4 separate regions of the Homo sapiens genome follow, and regions 2, 3 and 4 are each linked to region 1. Evidence: chromatin loops called from intact Hi-C (ENCODE). Cell type or tissue: mammary epithelial cell. All regions are shown on one strand.

The links. Hi-C counts contacts between places; a loop is a spot of excess contacts. Peaks named below come from ENCODE experiments on the same cell type or tissue, not always from the same donor. Only the 100,000 strongest peaks of a DNase experiment are listed, where the experiment ranks them.
Region 2: it touches region 1 in a loop (10-fold over the local background); 7 of 110 quality-filtered maps call a loop at or near these places.
Region 3: it touches region 1 in a loop (2.9-fold over the local background); 3 of 110 quality-filtered maps call a loop at or near these places.
Region 4: it touches region 1 in a loop (3-fold over the local background); 4 of 110 quality-filtered maps call a loop at or near these places.

The regions. Positions count from the first base shown.
Region 1 is chr3:180,590,948-180,598,947 of GRCh38, forward strand. All of the region lies in intron 1 of TTC14-DT (TTC14 divergent transcript), which reads right to left. Among named protein-coding and RNA genes, the nearest start is that of TTC14-DT, 7.2 kb to the right of the region's middle. In mammary epithelial cell, a CTCF peak has its summit at 4,202; a DNase peak (open chromatin) is centred at 4,194.
Region 2 is chr3:180,032,064-180,040,063 of GRCh38, forward strand. It overlaps PEX5L (peroxisomal biogenesis factor 5 like), which reads right to left and starts at 4,874. Exons shown (of 15, transcript NM_016559.3): 1 at 4,516-4,874. The coding sequence starts at 4,536. RefSeq lists a silencer at 4,940-4,989. In mammary epithelial cell, a CTCF peak has its summit at 4,717; a DNase peak (open chromatin) is centred at 4,878; H3K4me3 peaks cover 1,311 bases.
Region 3 is chr3:180,248,174-180,256,173 of GRCh38, forward strand. No RefSeq gene overlaps it. Among named protein-coding and RNA genes, the nearest start is that of LINC02053, 160 kb to the right of the region's middle. In mammary epithelial cell, no CTCF peak of the experiment used is centred here; DNase peaks (open chromatin) are centred at 2,218, 4,738 and 5,298; H3K27ac peaks cover 1,463 bases.
Region 4 is chr3:180,412,096-180,420,095 of GRCh38, forward strand. It overlaps LINC02053 (long intergenic non-protein coding RNA 2053), which reads left to right and starts at 2,078. Exons shown (of 2, transcript NR_132416.1): 1 at 2,078-2,362. In mammary epithelial cell, no CTCF peak of the experiment used is centred here; a DNase peak (open chromatin) is centred at 4,226; H3K27ac peaks cover 4,981 bases.

The DNA of each region.
Region 1 (8,000 bases):
GAAAAAAGAGCACAATAAATGTAATGCACTTGAATCATCCCAAAACCATCCCCACTGCCCCAGTCCATGGAAAAATTGTCTTCCATAAAATCGGTCCCTGGTGCCAAAAAGGTTAGGGATTGCTGACTTAAAGGTAACCTCTCCAGCCATCATTTGCTGTGTATGAGGGAGAGGGGGCTGGAAACAAAAAGGAAAATATATTACTTGGTTGAGTTCTCAGTATCTTCCTGTCTATTTTATATATTGGGCTTCCATCTTAAGAAAGTTAAAACAAAATTGAAAGCAGTTTTCAAACATATACACACATAGCAGCAGTCATATTCTCAATATATTTGCTATTATTCAGTTACATATTTACATATGCATACATGTATATTTTATATATTATATACGTGTGTATGTGTGTGTGTGTGTGTGTGTGTGTGTGTGTGTGTGTATAAAGAAAGAGAGATTAAAGGGAGAAAGAAAAGGATGACAGGTAAGCAGAGTTTTTTATGTCTTAGAAGAAATACACATGCAGAGGAAATGAATGCATAAGATTACATAGTTTGATGAAATTAGTCATTAAAAAATACCCAACAGGCTGTTTTTGTTCTTATTTTGGGCTCACAAACAAGCTTCTGACTGAAGTTGGCTTTCCACCGGAGAATATATTGATACTTCTACGAGTTTCTGATTCACATAACATTTACAGTTCATCCTTAATACATTGTCAACGTGATTTCTAAATCAGTGTTTAATTTGGTTAGTGTGTATCAGTATGTCGAGCTTACAGTTCACCCTTAATACATTGTCAGCGTGATTTCTAAATCAGTGTTTAATTTGGTTAGTGTGTATCAGTATGTCGAGCTTACAGTTCACCCTTAATACATTGTCAACGTGATTTCTAAATCAGTGTTTAATTTGGTTAGTGTGTATCAGTATGTCGAGCTTACAGTTCACCCTTAATACATTGTCAACGTGATTTCTAAATCAGTGTTTAATTTGGTTGGTGTGTATCAGTATGTCGAGCTTACACTTCACCCTTAATACACTGTCAACGTGATTTCTAAATCAGTGTTTAAGTTGGTTAGTGTGTATCAGTATGTCGAGCTTACAGTTCACCCTTAATACATTGTCAACGTGATTTCTAAATCAGTGTTTAATTTGGTTAGTGTGTATCAGTATGTCAAGCTTACAGTTCACCCTTAATACATTGTCAACTTGATTTCTAAATCAGTGTTTAATTTGGTTAGTGTGTATCAGTATGTCGAGCCTTACTTGAATTTCTGCACTTGAAAAACTAAGGATCAGTGTCCAGAACTCAATCTACCTGATGGAACTGCCACACTGAGACTTCCAAACAGTGATCAGCCAATCTCCCCCTGTGACTTCTGTGGCTGGTCCCTTTTCTAACTACAACTAAAGGAACTGTAAAGAATCTCATTCATTTAAAGAGACCAGCCACAGTAGGAAGCCACACTTACCAGTACTGCAATACAATAGGAAAATAACTTCATACAGATTTCATAGAAAAAGAAGCACACTGACTTAAAGAGAGACATGCAGTTTTAGCACCTGAACTGTTCATCATAGAACAATGAATGTTAAGGGTTAGATCTCAAAGTTCATCTCATCCAATCCCTTAGTTTTAAAGGTGGCAAGAGAGGCATGGAAGATTAGATTATTTACTCAAAATACAGCTGGGACTTCTGGGCTAAGCTCTTTCCACTATGATAACTCCCTATTTCATAATTGCGCACATTCTTTTTTTTTTTTTTTTTTTTTTTTTTTTTTGAGACAGAGTCTCGCTCTGGTTGCCCAGGCTGGAGTGCAACGGCGCGATCTCAACTCATCGCAATCTCTGCCTCCTGGGTTCAAGCGATTCTCCTGCCTCAGCCTCCCAAGTGGCTGGGATTACAGACATGCGCCACCACGCCTGGCTAATTTTATATTTTTAGTAGAGATGGGGTTTCTTCATGTTGGTCAGTCTGGTCTCAAACTCCTGACCTCAGGTGATCCGCCTGCTTCGGCCTCCCAAAGTGCTGGGATTACAGGCGTGAGCCACAGCGCCCGGCCCTACACTCTTAATCTTCTTGCAGCTATTGAAACTTCATATTCTTATTCTATGCAATGATAGGTAAATTTTAAAATGAAATTATGTTTGCTAAGAAATAAGAAGACATCCTACAAAACTTTCTCCCTTTTATTGTGAGCAATAGGTATTTAATCAATTCCTACCTAGATAACAGCCAAAGTGATACTTTTATAATGAAAGTCATAATGTGCCCTCCTCCTTAAAACCCTGAAGCTACTCCCAACCACTAACAGTAAAAGCCAAGTTCTTGCAATGGCCTACAAAGCCCCATACGTCCATCCTCCATGCTCACTCTGTTCCTGCCACACCGCCTTCCTTGCTATTTCTCAAATACATCAAATACCTTCCTGTCTCAGGACCCTTGCATTGGTTGTTCCCTCTGCCTGGAACTCTTTTCCCTCAAACAGGTTGAATGACTAACTCCTCATCTACTTCAAATCTTTGCTCAAATGTCACCCTCTTAATGAGATCTGCTGTAACTATTTAAAACTACCACACCCAGGCCAGGCGCGGCGGCTCACGCCTGTAATCCCAGCACTTTGGGAGGCCAAGGAGGGCGGATCATGAGATCAAGAGATTGAGACCATCCTGGCTAACACGGTGAAACCCGTCTCTACTAAAAATACAAAAAATTAGCTGGGCATGGTGGCGGGGTGCCTGTAGTCCTAGCTACTTGGGAGGCTGAGGCAGGAGAATGGCGCGAACCCAGGAGGCGGAGCTTGCAGTGAGCCGAGATTGACCCACTGCACTCCAGCCTGGAGAAAGACTCCGTCTCAAAAAAAAAAATTAAATAAATAAATAAATAAATAAATAAATAAATAATTAAAAAAACTACCACACCCACCCCCCTGTACTTCCAATGCCCCTTACCCTGACTTACTTCTTTCTGTATAGGATCTATCACCTTCTAATACATGCACTATATCATTTACTTATTTATTATATTTGTTACTCATCATATGTCTCCCTCCAGAATATAAACTCCATAGAGGCAGGGAGGTTGGTGTATTTTTTTCACTATTATATTCCTAACACCTAAAATACAGCCTAAGCCTCAAATATTTATTAAATGAATAAATTAATGCATTTGGCAACTTGACCATTATGTCTACAGATAATCAAAGGCTATGTCTAATGTGGTCCAGATCAAGGTTAAATCATTTCCCTGACATACTGGATCTTCCAATGAATTCCATTAAGAAGGGCAATATACTAAGCCACTAATATATTTCTACTCCCCAAAATTCTCCTTTAGTGCTGCTGTCAATAAAACAAAAAAGAATGTGTTTAAAAATTAGAAGATGACCAATTGCTTTCATTTTAAAGGAATGTCTAAATTGCATTTAAAAAATCGAAGCAATCCAGAATGTACTGACAAATACTATTTATTGAGCATTAAACTTTCAATTCTTTTGATGATAATCCTGACATGTTCTCCCATATAGCATTCTGAGAAATTGCTGCAAAACAAGAATCTGAGAATCTAAGAGGTGTGTGTGTGTGTATGTGTGTGTGTCTTTATGAGCAGTCATGACCAAGAACCTGATGACAAACACCTTAACCTATTCCATATCAGTATTACACACATCTTTTGACTTTTTTTCTAACAATCATGATAGATTTAATCTGAAATATCTTCATTCTATTTCCTCATCCTTTTTGTAAACAAAGACAAACATGAAAGAAATGCTAGCTGAGACTAGCACTGCAGATGGTCACTACAACTGATCAAAAGTTGCACATCTCCAGGAATACCACATACCCTGAAGATGGATTATAGTGTATCACTACTCTGGCCTCTTGTCCTGGAGTTGTGCAATATTCACCTCTGGGTCTGTTTAGAACCATGCTGAATTGAAACTGAAATCAGTAATCTTTCTTCTTAGAAAAAAATAACTCAAGATTACTAAGTTAATCAATTCTAATGAGATATGAACTGATTTAAATTAAAATAATATCCTCAAAACATTTATCAGTCACTAAAAGGTGGAGACAGTGTTAGACATAAAATTATCCCAAAATGACTGTATATAATAGGGTCACAGTTCCCCATCCCTAAATCCTTGTTTAGTTAGCAGGTTTTCTGGTGAAGGACATAAAACTGGATACCATGATGATCTTACAGCACCCTCAAGTGGATTAGACTGACAATGTTTTTTTTCTTGAAGAAAGGTGTTGGTCTGTGATATGAAAAAGAAATAGAAGCTGGGAGAATCTTTTCAAACAAAAACCATGGGAATGAATGAAGATGTGCCAACTCTTATCAGAAGGGCTTGCAGTTTGAATTATTCCTCTAACAACAGGGATAGACATTTGGCTGAGTTTGCCATATTTTCCATTTAGTATTCCTCACTCTTCCTTGAGTCACTTCAGGACAGCTTTGAATAGAGTGTTAAACACAGATGGCTACCTTATATGGTAGCAAATTTGTAATCTAAACCTTTTACACCATGTGCTTAGGAATGAAATCAAGGGGCCCCATTATGGGAAAAAAAAGAGTTCAAGGCGATCTTTAGATAATAACATAATAACGGACATTTGTATTAGTCAGAGTTCACCAGAGAAACAGATAACAGGAGATACACATACACATACATACATACATACATACACACACACACACACACACGATGAAGACTTAGCTCATACAGTTATAGAGGATTATGGAGGCTGAGAAGTCTTGGGATCAGCCATCTGCAAGCTGGAGACCCAGGAAGGCTGCTGGCATAATGTAGTCTGAGTCCAAAGGCCAAGGAGAGCCAATGATATAAATCCTACTCTGAGGGCAAAAGAAGATGAAATGAGATGTCCCAGCTCAAACAGTGGGGCCAAAAAGGGGCACATTTTCCCTACTTTTGCCTTTTATTCTATTCAGGCCCTGAATTGATATATATATATTTTTTGAGACAGGGTCTCACTCTGTCGCCCAGGCTGGGAAAGGCTCACTGCAGCCTCAACCTCCCAGGCTCAGACGATCCTCCCACCTCAGCCTCCTGGGTAGCTGGAACTACAGGCATGTGACACCACACCTGGCTAATTTTTGTATTTTTGGTGGAGACAGGGTTTTGCCATGTTGCCAGTGCTGGTCTCAAACTCCTGGGCTCAAGCAATCCGCCCTCCCGGCCCTCCCGAAGTGCTAGGATTACAGGCATGAGCCACAGATCCTGGCCCCTCAGTGGATTTGATGATGACCAACTACATTGCGGATGGCAATCTACTTTACTGAGCCCACCAATTCAAATGCTAATGTCATCTGGAAACACTCTCACAGACACACCCAAAAATAGTCTTTAACCAACTATCTGGACATCCCCTGATCCAGTGAAGATGACACATAAAATTAACTACAGGTTGAGCATCCCTACTCCAAAAATCCAAAATCCAAAATTCTCCAAAGTTGGAAACTTTTTGAGCACTCACATGAAGCCACAAATGGAAAATTTCACACCTGACCTCATGTGGTAGAACCCAGTCAAAATGTAGGAACGTGGCACCATGTTTACTCAGCGTCCCAAGGGTAAAATAAAATTACCTTCAAGTTGTGGGTATAAGGTGCATACAAAACATAAATGAATTTTTTGTTTAGACTTGAGTCCCCAAGGTATCTCATTATATATATGCAATTATTCTAAAATCTCAAATTCAAAACACTCTGGTCCCAACCAGTTCAGATAAGGGATACCTGACCTATGTCATAATTTTTTTTAATAAAATAAATTCCATACATATATTTTAAAGCTACATCCTTAAAGAGCATGGTTTCACTGACCCTCTAAATGGCATGGTAATGGTAGAAAGAGTACTAGATACACAGTTAGACGACATGTATTCTAAAGTTAGTTTTTGAAAAACAAAAGCATGTATTAACCTCTCCATATTTGTTTCTTCGTTTTTAAAATGGCAGAGTAGAAAAAGCAGAGGCTACTAGTTGGTGGCTTCTTAGTGTATTAGTCAAAACCTTTGGTTCCAAACTACAGATTTCCTCCATCTGGCTTAAGCAACAAAAAGGGACTATTTTCAGGAAAATAAAGACAGTAATTGGAGAAGAACGAAGTTGGAGAACTGGAACTACCTGACTTCAAGACTTACTATAAAGCTATAGTAATTAAGACAGTATGGTATTGGCAAAAGAATAGACAAGTAGATCAATGGAACAGAATAAAGAGCCCAGAAATAGACCAACATAATACATAAGTACCGTCAACTGATCTTTAACAAAAGTAAAAAGGCACTACAATGGAGAAAAAAGATACTCTTTTCAGCCAGTAGTGCTGGAACAACTGGACATCCATATGCAAAAAAATGAATCTATACACAGGTCTTACATCCTTCACAAAATTAACTCAAAATGGATTATAGATCTACATGTAAAATGCAAAACTATAAAACTCTTAGAAAATAACATAGAAGAAAATCTAGATGACTTTGGGTTTGGTGATGACTTTTTAGATACAATACCAAAGTCATAATCCATAAAAGAAAAAAAAAACTGATAAGCTGGATTTCATTAAAATTAAAAATTTCTACTCTGCAAAAGATACCACTGGGAGAATATAATCCACAGGCCAAGACAAAATATTTGCAAATATATTAAAATATTTTAATAAATATATAAATTAAAAAATGGGCCAAAGACCTTAACAGACACCACACCAAAGAAGATATACAGATGGCAAATAAGCATATAAAAAGATGCTCCACATCATATATCATCAAGAGAATGCAAATGGAAATAACAATGAGATACCACTGCACATCTATTAGAATGGCCAAATTTCAGCACCCTGACATCAAACACCAGTGATGATGTGGAGCAACAGGAACTCTCATTAATTGCTGATGGGAATGTAAAATGGTACAGCCACTTTGAAAGACAGTTTGGTGCTTTTTCACAAAACTAAACATACTCTTACCACACAACCCAGCATTTGCACTCCTATGCAAAAGAGTTGAAAACTTATGTCCACCAACAATATGCACATGTATGTTTATAGCAGCTTTGTTCATAATTGCCAAAACTTGGAAGAAACCAGTATATCCTTCAATAGGATAATGGATAAATTGTTTTATAAATCCAGCAAATTGAATACTATTCAGCACTAAAGATAAACAAGCTATCAAGCCATGAAAAGACATGGAGGAAACCAAAATGCATATTACTAAGAAGCCAGTCTGAAAATGCTATATACTATATGATCTCAGATACATAACATTCTGGAAAAGGCAAAAATACGGACACAGTAAAAAAATCAGTGGTTGTCAGGGGTTCCAAGGAGAAAAAGAATAGACAGAGCACAGAGGATTTTTAGGGTGGTGAAACTACTTTGTAATACACTATAATGGTGAATATGTCATTACACATTTGTCCAAGCCCACAGAATATATGACACCAAGAATGAAACCTAAGATAAACTATGGACGTTGGATGATAGAGAGGTGTCAGTGTAGGTTCATCAATTTAACAAATGTACCACTCAGGTGGGGGATATTGATAATGAGGGAGGCTATGCATATGTGGGGGCAGGGGATACATGGGAAACTTTTTACTTTCTCCTCACTTTTGCTTTTAACCCAGAATTGCTCTAAAAAATAAAGTCCATTTTTTCTAAAAAGAAGAGAGCCTTTAAAAGATACTGAAAAATTAAAGTTAGAAGTATCATAATAGATTTCTAGGACCTTATTTGGTACCCACCATCCCTGACACACACACTCCAACCTTAACCCCAGCTAAAGGTGAGGCCTTGTTGAAACTGTTGGCATCAGGATCAAGAACCAGAAACAATCTATCTATAAATATTTCTCATAAAGTCATGGATTATTTGTAGATTCTTAACAATTGGTTATAAACGTTTCCGAGATGTAAAAAAAAGACTTTATCTTTTGCAGATTATGTCACTAGCTGCAGAAGTTATTTGTGGAAACT
Region 2 (8,000 bases), 560 kb before region 1:
TCTGCTAATGCATACCACAACTATTATAACTTTCAAGTGTTAAAAGCTCAACACTACATCCATACCAAACATGATTTGCATGTGAATATACAGGAAGACACTTCAGAATCTTGCTGGAGCTTGTGTCATAATTTTGATCAACAGCTTAAATGTACATGAATTTGCTTCAACAGAGTTCTAGTTAATATTTCATCATACTTATGCTCATCATTACCTATAAGATGACATTTGAGGAAGAAGACCAGGTGCCACTTGAACTGAGATAACAAAGGGGGAGAGGAAGGCAGCAGCAACCACTGACCAAAACAACACAACAAACCCCAGCACTGCTCACTCTCCTGAAAATGCCACCCCCGTTCCAACTCTAAACTAATCTCAAAGACTCGCCTCTGAAAATGTGTGTATGTGTGTGCGTGCAGGTGGTTTATTGCTATTAGTCATATCTTTGCTAGCAGTTAATGCCTTAGCAAAGGGTTAAGAAAGAAAGAACACAGGATGGAAAAGGGTGAGCCGGGAGCTGCGGTTCATGCCTGTAATCCTAGCACTGTGGGAGGCAAAGGCGCGTGGATCGCTTCAACTCAGGAGTTCAAGACCAGCCTGGACAACATGGTGAAACCCTGTCTCTACAAAAAATACAAAAATTATCTGGGCATGGTGGCATGCACCTGTAGTCCCAGCTACTTGGGAGACTGAGGTGGGAGAATTGCTTGAGCCAGGGAGGCATAGCAAGCAGTGAGCCGAGATTGGGCCACTGCACTCTAGCCTGGGGGACAGAGAAAGACCCTGTCTCAAGAATTAAAAAAGGTGGTACCAGGAGGGAAAAAAGTGGATCTGTTAGAGAGGTGGAAGTACCCATGATAAATATCATCTGCTTTACAGTTTTGCTGAGGGCCTCAATTATGATAACCTACTGTTTAGGGTATTGAAAACAACGTTCTACAGTCTTACCTTCAATTGGTTTCTTATGTATTTTGTTTCTAGTGAACCTAAATAAATCACCAGGGGCGAGATCTAATGTACTAACATAACTTAAATTACCTAAGCTATTCCCCTTTGTAGAGATTTTAAGAAAAATCTTAAGTAAAGTCATATAGAAAAACAAATGCAAAACTCCCCTGGGGGAAAACAAATGGCTACTTTTTGGGCTGTTAATAATCTTACAATTTTTGTCATTTAAATTTTCCTTAGTTTATGTCTTGTGAAGCTAGAGGGTGTGGAATGATTCCCCAGACAGCTTGAATAAGTCAAAAAGTCTGCTTTGAATGCCTAAAATAAAGATCAGTTACAATTACAAATAGATTTTTTGTTTGATTGCCTTCTGAAATAACTTTCTTTTATTAAAAAACCCATTGCTGTGGATTCTTCAATAACAATTCAAAAAATCTTAGTAGAAAATTGAAATTATATTTCTCTGTATTTATACCACCCCAGAAATAAAACAGCTAGGTTAAGAAAACATTGAGAGACATGTAATAATTTCCTCTAACTGGAAATGTTAACTCAAATGCACATAGGCAAATAATCACCTCAGCCCTGAACATACAGAGGTATTGGTGGAATTAAGACCATAGGCCCTCAATGAGCAACAGAGTTTTGTCAGAACCGATGCTAAAGTATATTCAATCATCATCAGTGCCCTTGGTCAAAAGAAAAAAATAAGTAAATCTAAAACAGTCACAAAAGAAGCAACCTTTGCTTCATTTACTGGGGTGACTAACTCCCCTTGGAAATAATTGGTAAGGCAGCTGGATAAAAACATAGCTCCAGGACCCTGCTCCTAAGAAATATACCTGCGGCTTTTACTATGAAACCAAGAAATATCTGTTACTCTATGCTCTATCTGTAATAGATGCCAACTTTTATTTTCTAATGAACTAGCAGAGCAAACCAAATGTGTGTTTTTAAAAGTCTGCGGTTTCTAAAATGAATTCAGATTCTACCATAAACCAGATGAATTAGCCATATGTATGAGAATTAATAGACTTTATCTGCAAAATCATTAAGTTGCAAAAACAAAGGCACCACAGGAGTTTTAAATTAGACTATTTTTAAGTCTTCCTGAGAACACCTGCCCCTACTTCAAACTGCTAATTTACAAAGCACTTTATTTTAAAGTCTCTTGGATACAGAAAAGAGAAGAATTAGAATGCATAGCAAAAGATTGCAAACATTTCTGTTTCACTCTTGTTTTAAGGTATCAGTCAAGTAACATTATGTTTCAAATTAACTCCAAAGCTGGCAGAAATGTTAGTAAATCTGCTTATCCCTGGTCCACTTTACCAAATATGGATTCAGATTTTAATCATACACATTTTGGAGTGTTTGGAATGTGTTTCTTCTTATCTGTGATTAGAGTCAGGTACACACAGGAAGATGATAGTATCTCTGATAAGGAAACGTTATTTTGTCCATAGGCTAAATAATATTCTTTGGGGGAAGAGATATGAGTTTAAAATGTAAGCCAACAAGTATATTATGAATCAATCTGTCATAGGTATTTTTTTGTTGGGGGGAGCAGATGCCCATTCAGATCATCATACTATTGAATAACTACTAAACGTACCTACTAAGGCCTCGGAAGTTTTATGCTTAACATTAATGGTTAATAGTAAGTAGGAAAAAAGTATTATGCTCTGAAATTTTGGTGGATGTATTGATTACAGTCTTTATTTAGTAATGTTTTAATTTAAGCTTGGCAGCAAAGATTTGTGAGTTTTACTGCAAGTCATCATATTTGCTGTTACAGCAGTGCACAAGCAAAAGACATTAAGTTGGGAGAATATGCAGAGTCTTATATTTTGTTTATTCTTTCAAAGTGAAATTAAACCCTCAGACATTGTTCCAGGCAACTCAAGTTTCAATAACATTCTCCTTTGAGATATTGAGAAAATTGAGTTAAAATTGTTTTTGGGTGCATGAATTTACCATATTGTTGCTTCGATTCTTCATTCACAGTAACATATTTTTTAAGCAACAAAACAATACTGTGCAAAGTTTTTGTTAATTTCCCCTTAGTGGTCAATTGTCAATTTTGTGTAAATGAACAATTTTTTGAGGGTTGACTCTATTAAAATCTTCCTGTTTTACCCTTGTGAAGAAACTGTTTAAAAAACAGATAATATATAAAATTGTAAGTATCATTCTTGGGTGAAGATGAAGCATAAAACTATAGTAATAATTCTTTGTTAATTTTTTCAGCAGTCATTATTTGAATTCTTCTATGTTACTTAACTTTTCAATTGGTGTAGCTTTTATAAGAAACATGCAGATCACATTGATCATATATAATATTTAAAAATATACTTCATTCACTACTTTTTGTCTATCAAATGTGATATAATCACATTAATAATTTTCAAAACAGGATGATGTTAGTCATACGGGAAATCTTTTGGAATTCTGGCACTGTATATTGAGAATTCTTATAAAAATTGAGACTATGATGAAATATTGTGTTTTATTTAAAAATGGATTATAGTCCAAAAGAATTTCCCTAAGTTATGGAAATTAAATCTGGGTAGTACTAAGTCATAAATATAACAACATATTTATCTATTTCCAATTGCTCTAAAAGACACAGAAGCAAAATCCTCAGTATTCATAAATGTTATACACCAGGATAAAGGCATCACACATAATGATTGTATTTGACCATCTTTGGAATGGAAAGGAAGCCCAAACATCAAACCTGATGACTAAACCATTTAGGTGCGATAAAGAGTCCAGTTCATACTTTAGAAAGCTGAGTTAGTATTTTATTTTTCTCCCAAAGCATATATCTGCCTTTATAAGAACCAACCAACCGTATGAATGAGAACTGGAGTCAAGGTTAAAGTAATCTTGCCCAAGAGAGTAGAGTGTGTTTGCATCGGAAAGAAGCAGCGGCTCAGCTCAGATGAATATTAATAACAACCGGAGGCAGCACCTCCCCTGAAAAACATTAGAGCTCCTTGGACATGTGTTTGAAATTCATCCTCCCAAGTCATCCTGTGACTATTGGAGTAGATGGCAATGTCCCATAATGTGAAGGGGGAAAATACACTATAAATCGTTTTTTAAATATAACACTTTAAAAAATGAAACGAAAGTGACAGAGTGTTCTAAGTCAAGCAACCTTTTCAGATGGTAAAGGAAAAGCTTTGTCTTTCCTATTATTGTTTGCCCTTCAGTTGACATACATGCTGAGATGCATCAATAGGATTACAACGGAAACACGGTCATCTCTAGGGTTTCCTCTGTTTCGATTCCTTGATCCTGTTTAAAGAAACAGGCTCAGGGAATGCACAGAAAACAAACTTCCCCAATCGAAGTTCTGAGGTCTTCCCTCCCCTTCTCCCACCTTCGGAAACCGGTCTAGTTTTCCCGGCAGCACCGGACAGAAATGTCACGGTCATGTTGCATCACTTCACTTGTTGAGCTGTGCGAAGGCAGCACTTGACCACAGAAACTTGGTGAACCGCCTTGCTCTTAAATTAGCCCCCAAGAATTCTCTCCAGCCCTATAGAAATGTCTTACCTGCATGTGTCCCTGGTACATTCTGCTTCGGTTTCTTCAGGGCTCCCTGAGGCCACCGGATGCTTTTCCCCCGTGCTTACTTGCCCACCAAAAGAGGGGAAAAGGTGGGTGCACAGCGGGTTCTCAGAGGGTGCTCCTGAGCCCCCTGGAGCTCCGGGTACTCGGCCGGCCGGCGGCCACTCGGCAGCGCTGCGGGCTGCCGGGAACTGTTCTCCGCTCGGGGTGCTGAAAGCGGACGCGGGAGAGCGCGCAGAGAAGGCGAGGAGCCGGGTCGGCCAGGCTCTCCTGCAGGCGCGGGTCCTGCTCGCGGGGCGTCTCTAGAACTCACTCCTTCTTCGCCGAACTCTTTCTCGCTTCCTGCCAGGTTGCCTCATGTCTCTCTCTCTCTGAGCTGCGAACCCCCTCCTCCCAGCCCTGACGTGAGCGCCTACACCAGCCGCCGCCGCAGCTGCCGAGCGGGGCGCGCGCCGTTCTCCCAGCCGCGTGCCTGCCGAGAGGCCGCGGGACCGGGCACGCGCGCGCGTTCCCAGGGGCCTGGGAGCGGCCCGAGGGCGGCCCCGGGCGGTGCGCGCTCCCCGAGCGCGTCCTCGGGGCTGCGCGCGCGCGGCGGCAAGGCGAGGTGCCGGCAGGCGGTGGTCGCGCTGGTGTACAACGCCCGCAGCAGCGCGGCGTTCAGGTGCGGCGTCGGCGGGCAGGGCGATTCTAGCGGAGAGGATGGCCGGCCGGAAGAAAGGCGGGAAGACATGCATCGTCTCTCCGGGGGCCATCCACCGCGGCTGAGCCTGTTATCCTACAGACATTATAGGCTGAGTGCAGGGGTTGCCGAAGAGTTTACTTCGGTTCTGATTCAGCTCTCGAAAGTTACGTCCGTATCACCCGTTAAATAAAGACTCCCCGCTCCCCTCATCCCCAGTTCATCGCCGAGCATTCTATTTAAAACGGCAAACCCTAGTCCCTGAGGATCTGGCATGTTTTATTTTTTTCCCTAGCACGTAACATCACCTAACATCCTTTATATTTTCCATATTTATTTTATGTACTGTCTGTCTCTCCCTCTGTACAATGTTATTTCCATGAGATCAGGGACTTTTTTTTAGGGGGGTGGAGTGTTGCACTTGGTTTTGCACGTGTGTGCACAGTAAGGTATTTAGTACTTCCTGACACATGGCAGGCACACAATAAATATTTGCTGAATGAATAGACCTTTACTACTATACACTTACACACACATACACACATATATGAAGAGTGCATTTAAATATGTCTCAAGTTGAGACTGGGTAGTTTGATGTGTCTACACAATAAATGTTCATATATACACACACACCACGGGGTGGTGTATACTGTGATTACCTAATTTTGTTGGTAAAAACATCTCCAATTCTACAGGCCCCTCATATTATGTACAGCATGATATCCCCAAAATATTGCATATAGCATAATATGCTTTTTATAAAGTTTAAAAAATCCCTAGAAATGTCAATGTGTATTCATATATTCATATACAACAATATAAAAAGGAAAGCAGTGGAACAATGAATATAGTGTTCAGAGTGTTGGTGACCCTGGGTGAAGGGAGGCAGGGAAATAGATGGGGAAGCATTTCACTTGAAGTTTAGATGTTAATGTCTTATCTTCTATGCCGGGTAGTGATTCATAGGACACCTAATATCCTATTAAAAATTACTGTGTAACTAAATAAAATAGAACCATGTATGGACTAATGAGGAGAATGTGAAATGAACAAAAGGATGTGAAATGAACCAATTCAATGCATCTGAGGTCCTAAAACAACCAACCAAACAAACACAAAAGGACTAAGACCTGTAAGCAGGAGACATGGATTCCTATTAGATTCCACTAGTAGTTACCCTTGGACAATTTCCTTTTACTACTTTGGACATCAGTTTTTTCATGTCTAAACTCTGTATAAAAAACTTATTTTTTTTACCCTGAAAATAGAGATATGTTCATAAGCACTGTAAACTGTAAAATGTCATCCAGTTCTTATTTTATTGTTCTTTATAGGACAAAGCACAGGACTTGGAGTCAGCAACAAGAGGTGCTAGTTCCATCTCACTACCTCAATGCTCTCTTGGGCAAGTGTACCAACTCTCTATTTCCTCAATTTTGAAATAAGACAAATATCTACCTAGTGTGCTGCACAGAGCTGCTGAGGACTGAATGTATGCAAAGGAAGTTGTAAATTACCAACCATGATATATGAATATGCAAACAGACTTTTTTTTCCCAGTTCAGAAAAGATGAGGACTGATTTTCTGAGACCTCAAGTACTGCAGATTTTAAAATGGTACTAATTATCATATAATACTATCATGTTATATAAAAACTGGGAAAAGTATAGTGCTTTGATTTAAAAGTACTAGAAATCTGTGAAGTAACAATAGGGTCAAAGTTTTCCAATCCATTATATGCTTGTTATTATCTAACGGCAGGTTCAAGGAGCCAACAACCATAAAAGCATTTGGATCAGAATGGCAACTGCCTAGTGTTGAAGCTAGAACTCAATATATTCTCTTCTTAAACCTGAGTCACTGATTTCGTTACTGCCTACATTCTCAAAATCTCAGGAGTGAAAGCTTTCCTTTGTGAAGAATTCCTCTTCACACTTATTCCTTCTGTTAGAAGATAAACTAAGGCACATTAAAATTTTAAAGGGTTTTTTGAGCAAATAGCCATTCATGCATCAGGCAGCAGCAGACCGAAAGCAGTTGGGGACTCTGTCGGAAGTCGTTAAAGGGAAAGATTTTATAGGGTAAATGTGGAAGCAGAGCAAAGAAATTATTTGGTTAAAGAGGAATACTGGATTTATTTGGATCATTCTAATGGAAAGTCCATAGTTAGAGGTTAGTTTGTGGTTTCTGATTGGTTAAGCTTAACTTTCACTTTCCTAGACTATTTCTTAGACTAGGAATGAGATTTGAATTATCTTTATTTTCCTCAGAAACAATGCATGTCTAATAAGCTAGGTCCAGAAAAATATTTTACAAAAGATTTATTTTGTAATTAAATTTGAAGACCCTTGTTACTCAAAACGTGGTGTGTGGACCAGCAACATCAGCATGTCCTGGGAGCTTGTAAGAAATGCAGACTCTTGGGTGCCATTTCTGACCTACTGAATTAGAATATGCGTTTCAACAAGATCCCCAGGTGCTTGTATGCACCATAAAATTTGACCAGCACTGTGGCCTAGAAGGTTTATTTATTCATGTAAATATGTGGCAAAGCTAGCTCTTGCCTTTTGCAGTGATAACACATGAGCAACCTCAGTACCACTAGAGAAGAAGAATGCATATTGCACTCCATTTATAAAATAATCTCACTGTATTTTGAGTGGTCAGTGGACTTGGCATAAAATCATAGCACATTCAGCTTTCTTACAGCAAGAAATGTGCTTAGTACCACTGCAATTTTAATCACTGTAATACAATTAAATAATTGAGAGGTAGCAGTAGAATCTATTT
Region 3 (8,000 bases), 340 kb before region 1:
ACTGCAACCTCTGCCTCCCAGGTTCAAGCGATTCTCCTGCCTCAGCCTCCCGATTAGTTGGGATTACGGGTGTGTGCCACCACGCCTGGCTAATTTTTTGTATTTTTAGTAGAGACTGGGTTTCACCATGTTGGCCAGACTGGTCTCAAACTCCTGACCTCAGTTGATCCGCCCACCTCGGCCTCTCAAAGTGCTGGGATTACAGGCGTGAGCCACTGTGCCCAGCTAGCACTTTTTTTTGTTTTAAATTTACAGTTAGTTTTTATGGTTTCTATTAACAGTGTGCCTAGGATAGATAATTTTCCCAGACTTAGAAGTAGAAACATGTAGGGCACATGTAATTTCACTTACATATACAATTTTTCCCACATTTGTATATTATCTGTTTTGGCATTTGGTACCATTTCTTGCTTGTATCTTCAGTGGTCCTGTGTTCCTGAATTTTCATCCTTGTAACAGGTGTTTATTTCTATGAATGTAAAAGTTTGTCTACCTTGCAAATCTTATTTGACTTTAAATATTTTTTGAATTATGTGGATGCTTTGGGTTTGTTTGATTGCTCTTGTCATATAAGCAGGATCTTGCAAATAGTGATCCTTCAGCCAACTTTGGCACTTCTCTTAGCAGAACCCTCACTGGGGCTCTTAGTCAAACACTCAGTATTTCCCTCACATTCTCTATAATTAATAATCCATGTAATATGACAGAATGCACTATAATTTTATAACTTTCCTAGACTTCCTTTGAAGTTTATAATAGTTTTTAAATTGTAGTTTAAAACAAAATTAAAGGACATAGATAAGCATAAAGTTCTTTACTTCCTTATAATATTTGTAGTTTTTCCACCCCAGACTCCTACAAAACTAAGCACTGCTAACAGTGTGGTTAGATCTTTCTTTCTATGTATACATGTGTATGTACATATATTTTTCCCAAAAATCTAGGATCATATATATTATTTATAATCTGATTTTTTTGCTTCATATATCATGCATATCTTTCCTAATCTATAACATCTTAAGAAATTATATACTGTTCTAGATCATTATTTATAATAGTTGTATAAAAGTTCAGTGCTTACAAATAATAAAATAATTTATTTTATTAAACTATCCCTATTATTGGATATTTTGGTTATCTCTGACATAGTGGCTTTATCATCAATAACCTTTTGATTTGCTCATTCCAGTACATAATTAATTTTTATGTTAGTACATAAATTTTTGAAAATTATTAGAAATAGCCAGATTTTAATATTTTCTATTCTTACATAAAAATTTACCTTAATTTTGCTCATCCACACAATGTACCACAATATTTGACCTAAGCCTTGTGGAATCATTCATTTTCCTAGTATTTCATTCTTTAATTTTTTACCTACTTGCTAATGCCTCTTTTCTACACTCCTTCTTGCTCTTATCCTTTGTCTTCCTAAAAATCTACTCCTAGGCATTTCTTTAACAGGGAGGTAAAATTAGCTAGCAACAACTTAATGTTTTCCTTTCCAAGGTTATTGCGTTTTAACAGGGTTCAAAATCTTATACTAACCAGCTGAAACTGTAATGGAGGAATTGTAAACATCCACCAGGAGTTTAAAAAGACCCCTATAAACAAACCATACAATGGCTTATTGCTTATTCTTCATATTTTAAGATTTTTAGGGTACAGATTATCAGCTCTCTACTTCTCAGTTAAGTTGCAAATATGCTGGATATGCTTCAGGTCCTTTATATGAGTCAAGGTGGAAAACTAGAGAGTGAGTAACTTTAGGTAGAGATTACCTGGTGTTTTAATACTGAGATGCCAAGCATAAAACAGACACATAATAAATACATGTGGTTTAATTGATCAACTACCAGAAACTCAGGCTGTGTCAATCTGTAGACTGCTGACTTAACTTGCTTTTGTGGCCAGTCCCTGCAATTCTGTTACAGATAATACGCAGGGGAGGATGCTCTTAAGCAAGGTTCCTGATTCCTTCATATATGAAAGAAATAATGATCCCACAAAATCAGGAAAATTGGTACTGAGTCAAAAAGGCAGATAATGACAGGTGGTGGTAGACAGAAAAACTCCACCCCCATCATGCAAAAAATATGAGCAAGACATTGCTCTGCCAAGTTCACTAAGGGAGATAATTAAGTGAGTCACTATTGTAAACACAATAATAGAATAGTGTACATGGTAAAGTGGAACCAGAGGAATGAGCCATAAACTCTGTTTAAAGAGGTCAGGGAAATCTTCACCTAAGAGTCACTACTTGAGCAGGGTCTTGAAGGATGACTAGGAGTTCATTAGATATATGAAAAGAGAGAAGGAATACAATGTGAAAAGGAGTGGAAAATGTATTAGGTTCAATAACCTCCTACTATTACGATCCTGGAGTGCAAAGTGTCGGGTTGCCAAGCAGCAGAGGGTAAGATTGGAGAGCTGGACCTGAAGCTATCACAGAGGATTTGTGTGCTATATGAAGGAGCTAGGATTCTATTCTGTAGGCCAGTGTTTCACAATGTTAGCTGCACACTAGTACCACCTGGAGAGATTTTTTATTTTATTGTTTTATTTTTTATTTTTAAATTTTGTGGGTACATAGTAGGTGTCTATATTTATACATTCACCTAAGAATAGAGTTGCGCTTGAGTCCCAACCTAACAACATATCAGCTCTGTGGCCTTGGGTGAATTACTTCTCTTTGAGCCTCAGTTCCCACTTTGGAAATGAAGGTGTTATGGATGCCAAGTGATATCATTAGTGACACTGTGTTTTGTAAAATATTATGTGGCTATGTAGTTATTATTCTTCTTATCATTAATGACTCACAAGTATATAATGTATATGTTTTCTGTGCATGCATATGGTATAGAAGAAAATATCAGACTATGATCAAATAATCTGTCTTCAAGTCCCTTAGGCACTTTACATTACTCCTTATATTTCAACATTCATTAAGTGAAAGTTGGACAAGTGTGTGGTTTTGAAACACTGCTTAATGAAGCCTTAGCATTTTTCAATGAGATAGCTCAGGAGCTTTCAAGGCATGAAGGAGTGGGCTATGGGGAGATTACAACTGTTCTACTTTTACCTTCCTACTGTCTTAGTTTGAGCTGCTATGATAAAGTACCATGGTCCTGGTGGCTTATTAACAACCAAAGTTTATTTCTCACAGTTCTGGAGTCTGGAAGTCCAAGATCGGTGTGCCAATATGGTTGGTTCTGGGGAGGGCCCCCTTCCAGACTGCAGACTGCTGACTTCTTATCGTATCTTCACATGGCAGAAAGAGACTGAGAGCTTTCTGGGGGCCCTTCTATAAAGGCATCAATCTCATTCACTAGGGCTCTACCTTCATGAACTAATTACTTCCCAAAGTCTCCACCTTCTAATATTATCACTGTGGTTGTGAGGATTGCAGCCTATGAATTTAGCAGAGACACAAACATTGCACTTATATATTGAAATTTTTTGGTAATATTTTTTAAAAGAAAATATTCTGAAGCTAAGAAAATTTAAAGTCTGAAAACTCCTGAGTTAGATGATTTCAAAGGAGACTTTCTTCTGGACCATCCAATGGTTCTACAGGGTTGTAAATGATCCGGTTTCCCCAAATCCCCACTCTCTCCACAAGGTTATTTGGAGGAATAGTTATGAAAAGTCCCTTAAAGCTGTAAGATGATTCTCTACAGCTGCTTCCTGACCATATCCAGATACCAAATGATATTATACCTACATCTGTATCTCTCACAAAATTGAATATTTTTTTCTTGTTGTTTCATGTGGAAATATTGCAGTTCAGAGACAGAAAATATTCCTCACAGATGCCAACTGTAGAGGCTGCCTGGACCCTGTGATGACCTGGTTTCTGTGTCTGCATTTAGGTTCCCTGGAAAAGAATGCCGTGATCAACTATTAATTTCTGCCATAAGTAGGAGAATACAGGCACATATGCCAGTATTTGTCATTTCCCTTAGAAGAAAAAATTTGATTTCAGTATGGCCGGTAGAGCTTGACTCCAAAACTCCATCTTCTATTTTCATACATAAGGGTTCTATGTACATAAGTAGAAGAGGGGAAAGGTAAATATCACAGATGAGCTGCTTCCTATGGTACCAAAGGAATTATGTCCTAGTAAAAAAAGTCCTTCACAAAATAAATATAAGAGAATTTCTACAACCTACTAAATGACATCACGTTGGTGGTGAAAGATATACTCCTAAGGTCAGCAACAAGGTAAGAATGTCTGGTCTCACCACTTCTATTTAGCAGTGTACTAGATATCCTTCCCAGTGTGATAAAGCAAGAAAGGTTTCTGACAAATAACTTCTATTCAGAATATATAAAGAATTCTTACAAGTCAGTAATAAGAATATAAATAACACAACAATAAATGGGCAAAAGATTTTAACAGACACTTCATCAAAGATGTATATAGATGGCCAACAAACACACTAAATATGCTCAATATCATTTCTCACTAGTAAGACATAAATTAAAACTGTAATGCAAATGTGAAGCAACTGGAACTTTCATAAACTGCTGGTAGAAATATAAAATGGTATAACTACTTTGGATATTGGTAGTTTCTTAAAAATTCAACACATATTACCGTACAACTCAACCATTTCACCCACTCCTAGGTATTTACCCAAGGAAAACAAAAGCAACTGTACACTGAAATACTTTACACCATGCTCATAACCGCTTTATTTTTAATAGCCCCAAGTTGGAAAGAATCCAAATGTCCACTAACACCACCTGTCTACCAGGTAAATGAATAAACAAGTTGTGGTGTAGCCACAGAATGAAGTACTTCTTAGCAATAAAAAGGCAAAAATGTTGATACATGTAAAAACAAGGCTATGTCTCAAAATATGTTTTTTGAAGTGAAAGAAGCCATACGAAATAGAGATACTATGTACTTTTAGTCATAAAAAATTTAGAAAATGCAAATTAAACAATAGTAATAGAAGGCAGGTAAGTGGTTGCCTTGGAATGACAGGGATTGGGGTGACAGGGAGCAAGGAGAGGAAAGGAAGATTACAAATGTAAATGAAAAACATTTAGGGGTGATAAATATGTGAATAATTTTGATTGTGGTAATGTTTTCATGAGTATACACATATGTAAAAACTTATCATAATATAACCTGTAGATATATGCCATTTATTTATGCCAGTTATACCTCAATAAAGTTGTAACAAAATTATCTGTCATTTAGAGTGACCTTATTAGTCTTCTACTCTTACTTCATTACATAGAAGCTCATGACTCAGTGTAGAGATTAAGAAAGTCAGTAATATCCCTGGAATTCAATTTTCTCAATTGTAGGAAGCAGTTGCCTTCAACCATGATGAAAGATCCCTTTCATCATCTCTAATCTATGGTAAATAAGCCACATTCAAGAAAACAGGGTAAGTCCTAAACCCTGACACTTAAATCTTGATAATAAAAAAAAATTCGGAATTTTTTTGAATAAAGTGGGGTGGCAGCATAATTTAATATTTAGGTTCTGTGACTTCGCCTCTTGTACCATGAGCTGCTATGGATTCTTTTATTGATTTCTCAGTTTGTGAGGTGTCTATGGGAGATTATGTCCAAGCCCAGGCCAAATAAGTCCCAGAATGATAAGGAGAATTGGAGAGACCAATGGCCCCTGGGTCACTTGAGATTTTTCCTTAGATCTTATACAATTAGTGTAAATTTGTAATTTCCATGAGATTAAAACTGCTGTGGGCTGAAAAGCCAGAACGCTTTAAAACTCTGTTGCAGAAATCCTTCTCAAATATAAATGGACAATGCTTTGGAATGATAAAAATGGAAAGGAATGTGACAACGTTTTACTAATATTAATCTTTATTCCCCAAACAATAATTTAAAGAACAAGTAAATAAATAATTCTAGTATTAATGGAGTGTTTACTGGGTTCTAGGCACTGAGCTTGAAACTTTGCATATATTATATCATTTAACCCACCCAAATTGTTATTCACTTTTTCACAGAAAAAAAAAACTGTGGCGTGACAATAGTGAGATACAGGCTCACTGTTACACAACTAGTGAAGAGCGAGGTATTAACGATTCTCACTACAGTGTTTCCAGATCATTAACTGAACTTGAGTCATGGGTTCTAGATCTTGCTCCATCCCACTTCTAAGTTACAGACTGACTTTCAGAAGGTCATTAACCTTCATGTCTCATTTTCTGAATCTTGAAAATGAATACAATTACATTCTTCTAACTGACACAGATGGAGGAGATAGGAAATGTGACATAATCAGATAACAAATAAAATATATTTGCATTGATAGTCCATCTTCTATAAAAATTTCAAATGATAATTGTATAGGTTTAGTATTTATCATATATAAGTATACCCCAAATCTCAGCCAAATTAACAGTTTTAAAAATTAACATAAAAGAACTCAACCCTCTTGTCTTTTCAGCAAGTAAAAAATCTACTCCCTATCAACACCATCCTACCTTCTGAGAGATAACTATTAAATTGATGTTTTCACGGACACCAATAGTTCTAATTTTTTGCTATCACTGAACTTTCAGTCTTACTTTTATTTCATTTCGAATGACTTCTATTTTTGTTCTGCCTCACACAAACCAGGGGCAAAGACTTTTCCTTGATTTCTCCAAAACAATGTCAATCATTTGCGTAGATGATTCCTTTGCAATTTTAAGCATTTGAAGAGGACACTTACAGCACAAATTACATAGAAAATGTCTTAAAAGTTAATGTTAGATGATCTCTTTTAAAAAAATTTCTTCAATAGCCTTGCTACCAGAAAATTATTCACTGATTCCTTCTTTTCAGTCTTCAGCCTTCTGTCATATTATTTGGGCACTTCTTCCTGACTAATCCTTCTCTCATTTTCTCCTCCTCATTGAAAACCACCAGTTAGTGAAAACTTTCTCTACTTAAACAATTTAGCTGATATTTCTATATATTTCCTTCCAAAGTATTATCACTTGTCCTCATCTACATCATAAACATTTCTTTGTTTCTTACCAAAAACATTTGGCCCTCTAAGAGGAAATCAGGTGCCACTCACTAACATACACTCTTTAAAACCCTCATTTTATATCTGATTTAATAATATTTTGCTAGTTTGGGGTTACTGATTTCGTGACCTTAACACAAAACAAGAATTAGGCATAATTCCCAGGTCCCTGGGAAGCCAAAGTCAGGTGACTTATTTACCAAAATAAAATTGTATGAAAGTGGCAGTAATCATCAAAATGGTATTAAAAACATTCAAAGAGTTTTTCTTAACCTTTAAAAAATCCCTCAAAAGCCAAAGTTCGTTTAGTAAAAATCCTTTATTCCATTGTTAAAAGAATGAGCTGTAATAAAGGAATTTTCTGTGGCTATAACAGAATATTTAATACCTGAGACTGGACAATTTACAAAGAGAAGAAATTTACAAAGAAAAGAAATTTATTTCTTATAGTTTTGGGGGCTAGGAAGTCCATAGGTATGGCACTGGCATCTACCCAGCTTCTGGTGAGCGACTTATGCTGTGTCATTATGTTATTACATAGTGGGAGGCATCACATGGCGAGACACAGGCCAAGTGTGCTAGTTCAGATCTCTATTCTCCTTATAAAGCTACCAGTCCCATCATGGGAGCTCCAATTTGATGACTTTAGCTTCTTTACCTCCCAAAGGCCCCCACCTCTTAATACTGTTACCATGGGGATTAGGTTTCAACATGAATTTTGGAGGATCAAACTATAGCACTAGATGTAAAACACAGATAGGCTTATAATACATCAATGAATTAATTTATCATAGGCTGAATGCTTAGAAAACAACAACCATGACAAAATAAGGCACACAAAAATAAGACAACTCTGATGGCTGCACAAAGACAGTGTAGGGCACAAGGACTGCAACTTTTAGGACAGTTCTAGTCCTAAATTTGGCCCAGAACCAGCAGACTGAATGGGGGTGGGGCACATGACCTATTGAGACACCAGCTGGAGTGGCTAAAGAAG
Region 4 (8,000 bases), 180 kb before region 1:
TTAGCTATCTGCCCTGACATCTCTCCTCCAACCTGTCCCTACTTCAGTTACACTGTAGTACTCCTCGTTTCCCCCAACAACTTGTGCATGCTGTTCTCATAGTGTTCTCCTTAGTCTTCCATTGCATGCATTTTTCAAATGTTTTTCAAATGTGAGGTCATCTAGGAAATCCTTCAGGATCCCTCTCTTCCTTTATGGAATCAATAATTCCTCTTTCCAATTCCATATAGCTATTGTGTCACACTTCTACCAAAGTACTTACCACATTGATTATATTAAATGGACAATACTGATCAGGAGAATTAGGGGAAATCCATGGCATGGAAGAATAAAAAGTTTCAGAATTAGAAGAGATGCAATGTGGAAAGTCAGTGAATTCAAAGGAACATGTATATATCAGGAACATCTTAGAGAAACACATCAAAAAAAGATTTTAAAGGGAGAAGCTGAGGCTGGGTGACGTGGCTCATGCCTGTAATCCTAGCAATTTGGGAGGTCAAGGTGGGTGGATCACATGAGGTCAGGAGTTCGAGACCAGCCTGGCCAACATGGTGAAACTCCATCTCTACTAAAAATAAAAAAATCAGCTGGGCATGGTGGTGGATGCCTGTAATCCCAGCTACTCAGGAAGCTGAGGCAGGAGAATCGTTGAACCCGGGAAGCAGAGGTTGCAGTGAGCCAAGATTGCACCACTGCACTCCAGCCTTGGTGACAGAGCGAGACTCCATCTCAAAAAAAAAAAACAAAAAAAACAAAGGAGAAGCTGAAGACTATTTATAAACATATTGCCAGGAGGTATCCTGACGTGCCCTGAGAACACTATCGGACCTCATGTTACAGACAGGGCTGAAATTCTCAAGGTCCACAGTCAGTCTCCTTGGTAATAGACTCCTTCACCATGTCATGGGCATCATAATGGGAAAAACCACTTGCAAATGAATTGGTAATCAGAGTTGGAGCTATATGTGATCTAGTTATCTTCACCTTTTAACAAAGGTCTGGAGAGATTTGAAGAGGTTTGTACCAAAAACAATGAGATCCTGAAGGATGAATATTAGATTATATATAATAAAAGGGCACACTTTGGTCTGCATATTCAAGATATTTTTGGGGAACATTGCATATCTGTTATTTCTCCATGTACATTTGTTGATGAGAATACTAAGTCAGGTATTTACTAATTACCAGGTATTTATTCAGCACCATGATATCTCACCTACTCTACTCATTAGTCCCACTGCCAGGAAAAATAATACTTAAACCAGAGTGTTGCTTAAGCATTTTACATAATTTCTTTTCTTACCACAACTGGAAATGGTGGAAGTCCATTCCCCTTGTGACCTAAGTTGGGTTGGGGACTGGAACCCACCACTTAAATTTCTCAAGAGGTCAAAAAATTGGCACATAGGCAAGGTGCAAGGTTGTTTCTGCAGAGACACTAGCAACACAACTTGACCTGCACTAAGGGAAATGCAGAGAAACTAGAATAGTGCCTGGCATAAAAAAATGCAGGGATAGACTAATGCCCATGATGGGGTGTTGGAAGGAGATGCAACATTTAAACCAGTAAACATTTGCTTTATTACAGAGACAGATCCAAAATAGAGAGAAACTTTCACAGCCCTAAAAAAATCTGGGGATATCCTCATGAATGAATAGAACTGGAGTTATCTTCAGAAGTGTGGAAAAAGATAAAGATGCCCAAGGTCCACGACCAAAAAGAGTCTACAAGCAAGGTGTGGTCAAAGTGATAAGAGTCTAAAAAGACCAAGGGAGAGAAGAAAACTTGCAGAGAACTAGCAGATCATCATAGTAAACTCTGCTCAGGCCATTTTGGTACTGGAAATGACAGAGAAGCCAGAAATGGTAGCCATGCCATGCCATGTCATGCCATTTTCAATGACAAAAGAAGGAAAGAGTTTTCCCTTTCTCTTCCTAGTCCCCAAGGAGAGCGGCTGTAAATAGTAGTATATTAGCTATGACAACTGGCAAATAGCTATGCTGTCCCTATGTCATGGCTGCTTCTGTGGGTACCATTGTGACCCCAGCATGAGTCAAGATGATTATCAGAATGTCTAGCAGATTACCCAGGCCTTGCACCTGGATCAATGGGCTGCCCTAATGAAGGATATCAAAAATGAAGGGGCAGCTAAAGAAAAATAAAAGACACCTCAGAAAGTAGCCTGCCTCTTTGACAAGGGACATGCCTTCAGAGGAACATAACAGAAACCTCTGAGAATTGTCAACAATAAAAAGACTGAGCAACAAGGGAAACTGGTAGGAAGCCAAAGGTTTTAAGAGGTGAGAGTGGAGAAATGCTGTGCTTTTATTGATCCTCTCCAAAGGAACACCTTTAAAAAAGGTTAGTTGCAAATAAAGTGTTTTAAAGAAGAAAAGTTTTGAAATTGTAAGTGCAGTGCTAGTTAGAAGACAAAATTTTAAACTTTTTAAAAAAATTTTTAATGTGTGTGGCTTAAATCTCTGTCCTTACAGATAACAAACTCTAGACTTTGAGATTCTGTGAGTTTATAGAAGAATGAAAGTCAACTGGATTCAAATTAATATTCAGGATTTCATTCCTCCTAAATGGAAACATAGCATTTCCATTTGTAAAACAATAACTAAATGTTTCTGAAACCTCTTTGCAAAACAAACAAGAGAGATTAGAATTTGGGCTATGCTTATAAGAATTGTTTAAGTTATATATTTTTTCATTTTTATGGACCATTGTAATTGATCTGTTGTTATAAATTGACTTATATTTTAAATCCTTATTTTTGTGTGTTTGGCTTAAGTTTGTTTTTAGAAAGTTAACCAGATTAAAGAGTAATAAAAATGGGTAATACAAGAAAATCATTGCATGACACTCTGTGTTTAACAATGATTATCTTATAAATGTCCTTCAAAGCTGAAGTTTTTGGGAAAAATCATTTAGGGAATATTTTGGAATCTTCCTTTGGAGTGTATAGAATCTGTGGCTCTGGCTGAGAATGGGTCCTGGTCAATCTTCTCACCATCTCTAATAAAATAATTTTAAAGAGATTTACAAGTAAAAAAAGGTTATTTCTTTGAAAATTTTAAACTATTAAAAATTTAAACCTTTAAATTTAAGGCTAAAGAAAGTAAAAGTGGTAGAAACTTAGATAAAATTAGATAGGTTAGGTTGCTTTTTAATTGAGGATTTCTTTAGCTCATTGTCCAAGTTGAATAGAGAAGTACTTTTTGGAAAGGGTAGAATAATTTGTATAATTTTTAAAGGAAGTTATGTGATTTATATAACCAACATGTAACACACATAGATAACACAGATAATGCTGTACTTTATAGCAGTTTCAAATATAGACTAGTACATATCAATATTCTCTGGTCAGGTTTCCAGAGATCAATTTAACCTGGTCTCCAGAAAAAAAAAATTAAGACAAGATGGACAATATAGTTTTAAAATTACATTTAAAAATAAATATTGAACTTCTTCCAATCTGGAAATCAAATTAACACAAACAATTCAATTACCATAATGGTGCAATGAGAAAATATGACTTAAATCAACTATGGAAGCTCACTCTGCATTGTCTGGATCTCAGATTCCTGCATTCTCTCAGTGGGAAAGGCTACACCTGAACTCAGATCCTCAGACTTGTGACTCTTTTCCCCAAGCAGAAGGGTGTGAAACTTCCCACAGGCTTCAAGTTCTCCAGATGCTGGGCAGCTGAATTTCACAGAAATCTGAAAATAGCTGCCATCTATACTCAGACTGTTTGGCACCCAAATAGTTTGTCCCTCTATGACCCCACTCCCAACTCATAAGATTGCTTTCAGGGGCCTCGTCTCTTGAATATAACCCTCCTACATATGGCCCTTTGCCCCAGATTGCTTTTCTGTAAGATGATGAGAGGACAGGGGTCTGTACTCCCCTTCATACTGGTTCCCACATCCTAAGTTTTTTAATAAAGCCTTTTCCTTAATGTGTACCAAGTGATGAAAACTTGACCTTTGCTACCTTGCATAACAATCCTCTAAGAACATTTTATATACAAAGAACAATTGGAGTCTATGGTAAAGGGGTCTATTCAGTAATCACATTGGCGTGAAAAGAATATAGATTACTTCCTTGCCATGACTTGCACTCATTATTCACAGATTCCATGGTTACAGATTCACCAACCTGTTAAAATTTATTTGTAACCACCAAACCAATACTCAAAGATGTGTTCATGGTTATTCACGGACATGCAGAGAATAGCAAAACATTGGAGTCCACTGACATTCATATGCCCAGCTGAAGCAGAACAAAGAAACCCTCTGTTTCCCTGTTTCAGCTCTCATACTGTAAACAAGTGTCCTTTCTGTGGTTTATTTAGTGCCACACTTTTCACATTGTTGTGATTTTTGCTGGTGACTTTGCTATTTACAATAGTCCCCAAGCATAGTGTTAGATTGCTGTCTAATGTTTCTAAGAGAAAGAAGGCTGTGATGTGCCTTATGGAGAAAATAGATGTGTCAGATAAGCTTCATTCAGGCATAAGTTATAGGACTGTTGGCCATGAATTCAGTGATAATGAATCAGCAACACAGGACACCTACAAAAAGAAATAGAAAATTTGCTGATCTGTTTATGAAACCACTCTGGAAGTGTTAAAGTAATATCTACAGTGAATGATGAAATTATGAAAAAGAGGAAAAGTAATTAAATTTGTGGATTCATGAGATGACAACCTATTTTTAAAAAACAAAGTGGACAACACTGTTGTGAGTCTGAAAGCCAAAGAAATTTATGATCATATTACCCAGAGTCAGGAAAGTGTTTAACCCTTCTTAGCTAGGTTGGCTGGCTCACATGTTTTAAAAGGCAATACAAAGTCAAAAAAGGCTAAGCTTGCAGACAAGGCGGGTTCCGCAGATCAGGAAGGTGCAGAAGAATTTTTAAAATAACTGCTAAATGTGATACAAGTAGAGGGTTATGTAGAAAAGCAGTTTTTCAATGCTGATTAGACTGGCTTGCTTTACAAGGACTCTGGCAAACAAATCTATATAATGCAAATGGCATTCCAGTTGGCAAAAATATTACGATCAGAGGCTCATAGGAACTTAACCTTACATTTTCCCTATGAGCAACAGTTCACTATTTGCTAATTCAATTGTTTGTGATGACTCTGTAGAACATTACTGACTCAAATAAAAAGAATAAACTATATCAAAGTCAGTGTAGTAGAGATGTGGTTTTCATTTAAATGCATAGTTGCTAAAATGGTTCTGCTGAGTTTAGCCTGTCTTTATGGAATAGGAGTATTTCATCAACCCTGAGATCTTTTGTCTCCCTCTTGGCTAATGGGTGTTTCTCAACCCTTTAACATTCAAAGGGAGCTGGGCCTATTGCTGCAATACAGGCAGTTAGTAGTAGTAAGTACTTTACTGAGGATAAGTAGATGCCCTTAACTAGTGAAACAATATGCTCAAATGAAAGTCTCCTGTGTGAAAAAATCTGAACACTATATACACATTCAAATTTTGGAGGAAACCCCAAAACTGCACACACACACAAGCATATATATGTACACACGTGTATACGTGTGTGTGTGTGTGTGTGTGTATATATATATGTACATGAGAGGTGACTGACATGTCCATGTTATTGGAAAAGATATATTAACAGAATACCACAGACTGGGTAATTTATAAATGGTAATCTGTAGGCTCACAGTTCTGGAAGCTGTGAAGTCCAATATTAAGGTACAGACAGGTTTGGCAATTCTGATTTCAAGATGGTGCCTTAATTGCTGTGTCCTCTGAAGGAGAGAAAAGCTTCATTCCCACGTAGTGGAAGGCAGAAAGGCAAAGAAGCAATAGGAGGTCAAGCTTGCCCCTTTTGTAATGGCATTAAACCCACCCAAGCAGGCAAAACCCTCATGGCTTATTGTTTCCTAAAGAGCCCACCTCTTAATGCTGGTATAATGGCAATTAAATTTCAACAAGAGTTTTGGAAGGGACAGCACCCCACACAAGGCAGAATGTAAGTACATGCAAACTGTATGCACACACCTCTTTATCTCTGGTCATAAGAGGTAGGAGAGGTCATTCCTCACCACTGCCTCCCCTACCTCCTGTAGAACCATGATATCCCACAAATTCAACATGGATATATTTAGTTATAAAATTTACAATCCATGGGGTTATAATGGAATATAATGCTTAGAGTCAACAAATATGTATATCCTTTTTCTAAACTACTTAACACTTATTAAAGTACACCAAACATAGTTTAATGAAAAGATAAAAGTCTTTCAGTTAGAAGGAAGTAGATTTAAATAATGGCTCCCTGATAAGGATTTTTACCAAGTTAAGAAATGTCTATTGATGTCAGTATTATCATCTCTAAAAGTATAGTACTACACTTCTACCTTTGGCTATGTTAAGCTTGAGATGCTCATTAGACATCCAATTTCATATATATATATATGTCTCCAATTAGATGGGTAAGCAACTGGAAGGTAAGCAACTAGAATTGTGAGTCTGAGATAAAGGGGTAGATCTGGGTTGGAGATACATTTGGATATTGTCAGAACATAGATAACAACACTATGGGACTTTTATGGCATCTCTTAAGCAATGACTGTGGATAGAGAAGAGGCCATAGGACAAAGCTGAGGTACTCTAATATTTAGGAGTTGGGAGGATAAAAGGAATTCAGCAAAAGAATCTTTTAAAAAAGCAGTCCATAGATAGAAATAAAACAAAATGTTAGTGATATCACATAAGGCAGGTGAATAATGGGTTTCAAAAAGGAACAACTGCCAATTGTGCCAAGTACTGATGAGAGGTTAAACAAAATGAGGACTAAAAAACTGATCTTTGTATTTGGATATGTACGGATCACTGGTGATGAGCCCTGGTGATTCTGACAAGAGCAATTTTGGTAGAATGTGGGAACAAATGCCAGATTGGATAGAAGAAGAATAAGATGGCAAGTATGGACAACTCTTTCAAGGAGTGTTTTGTAAAAGGCTGCAAAGAAATGAGGCAGAAGTAGGGTGAGGGCTGAAGGAAGGATTTTTTTTAAGATGAGAGATATAACAGTATAGCAATGATCTAAAAAGATCAACCCTGATAATGTAGGAGGCAAGGAGGACAACTGCAGAAATAAAGTACCTGAACTTTGTCAGGTTCTAGTAGTGGGCAGTTTGGGCTCTGGACAGGAGTAATGGCAGTTTATTCCTCATAATAGGAGGAAGGAAGAATGTTTGAAGACAAACACAGATACCTTGTTGATTTGGTGGTGGGCAGAGAGAAATTAAACTATGCTTGGTATACTTTATTAAGTATTAAGTAGTTTAGAAAAGGGATATACATATTTGTTAACTAAACATTAGTAGAAAATATAAATTCAAGTATGTCTGTTTGAAGTTAAAAGGTAATATGAAATTAAAAACTTTTTAAACCAGAGGGAAAAATAGTTCTCAGAAAGTTCATTCAGTTGACAAAAGACTAGAAAAGGTAAAAATAATGAACTGAGAGATGTGATATTAAACCCTCAACTCATTTCTGAGACTAGTATAATTCTGCTACCAAACTAGATGAAAGTCAACATAAGGAAAGACAAATATCATAAAAGTAGATGCAAACTTGAGACCAAATGTTAACAAATTGTATGCAGTCAGTAAAAGAATCATAAGGAATAGGCAGGCAGGATTTATCCCAGAAATACAAAGATAATTAAACATTACAAAACGTACCATGTAATCTATGATGTTAACCAACTGAAAAATAAAATTATGTAACAACTTAAATCATGTAAAATATGTAACAACTTAAATCATGTAAAATATGTAACAACTTAAATCAACTTAAATTACATATTTGTTATATAATTTTCTATTTGTTATACATTAAGTTGTCCTATATTAGGTTTTTGAAATACATATATATATATTTGATAGAAATCAAACACCGAAAGCATATTTTAAAACTTTTAGTAAACTAAGAATGGAAAGCAAACTTCTTGA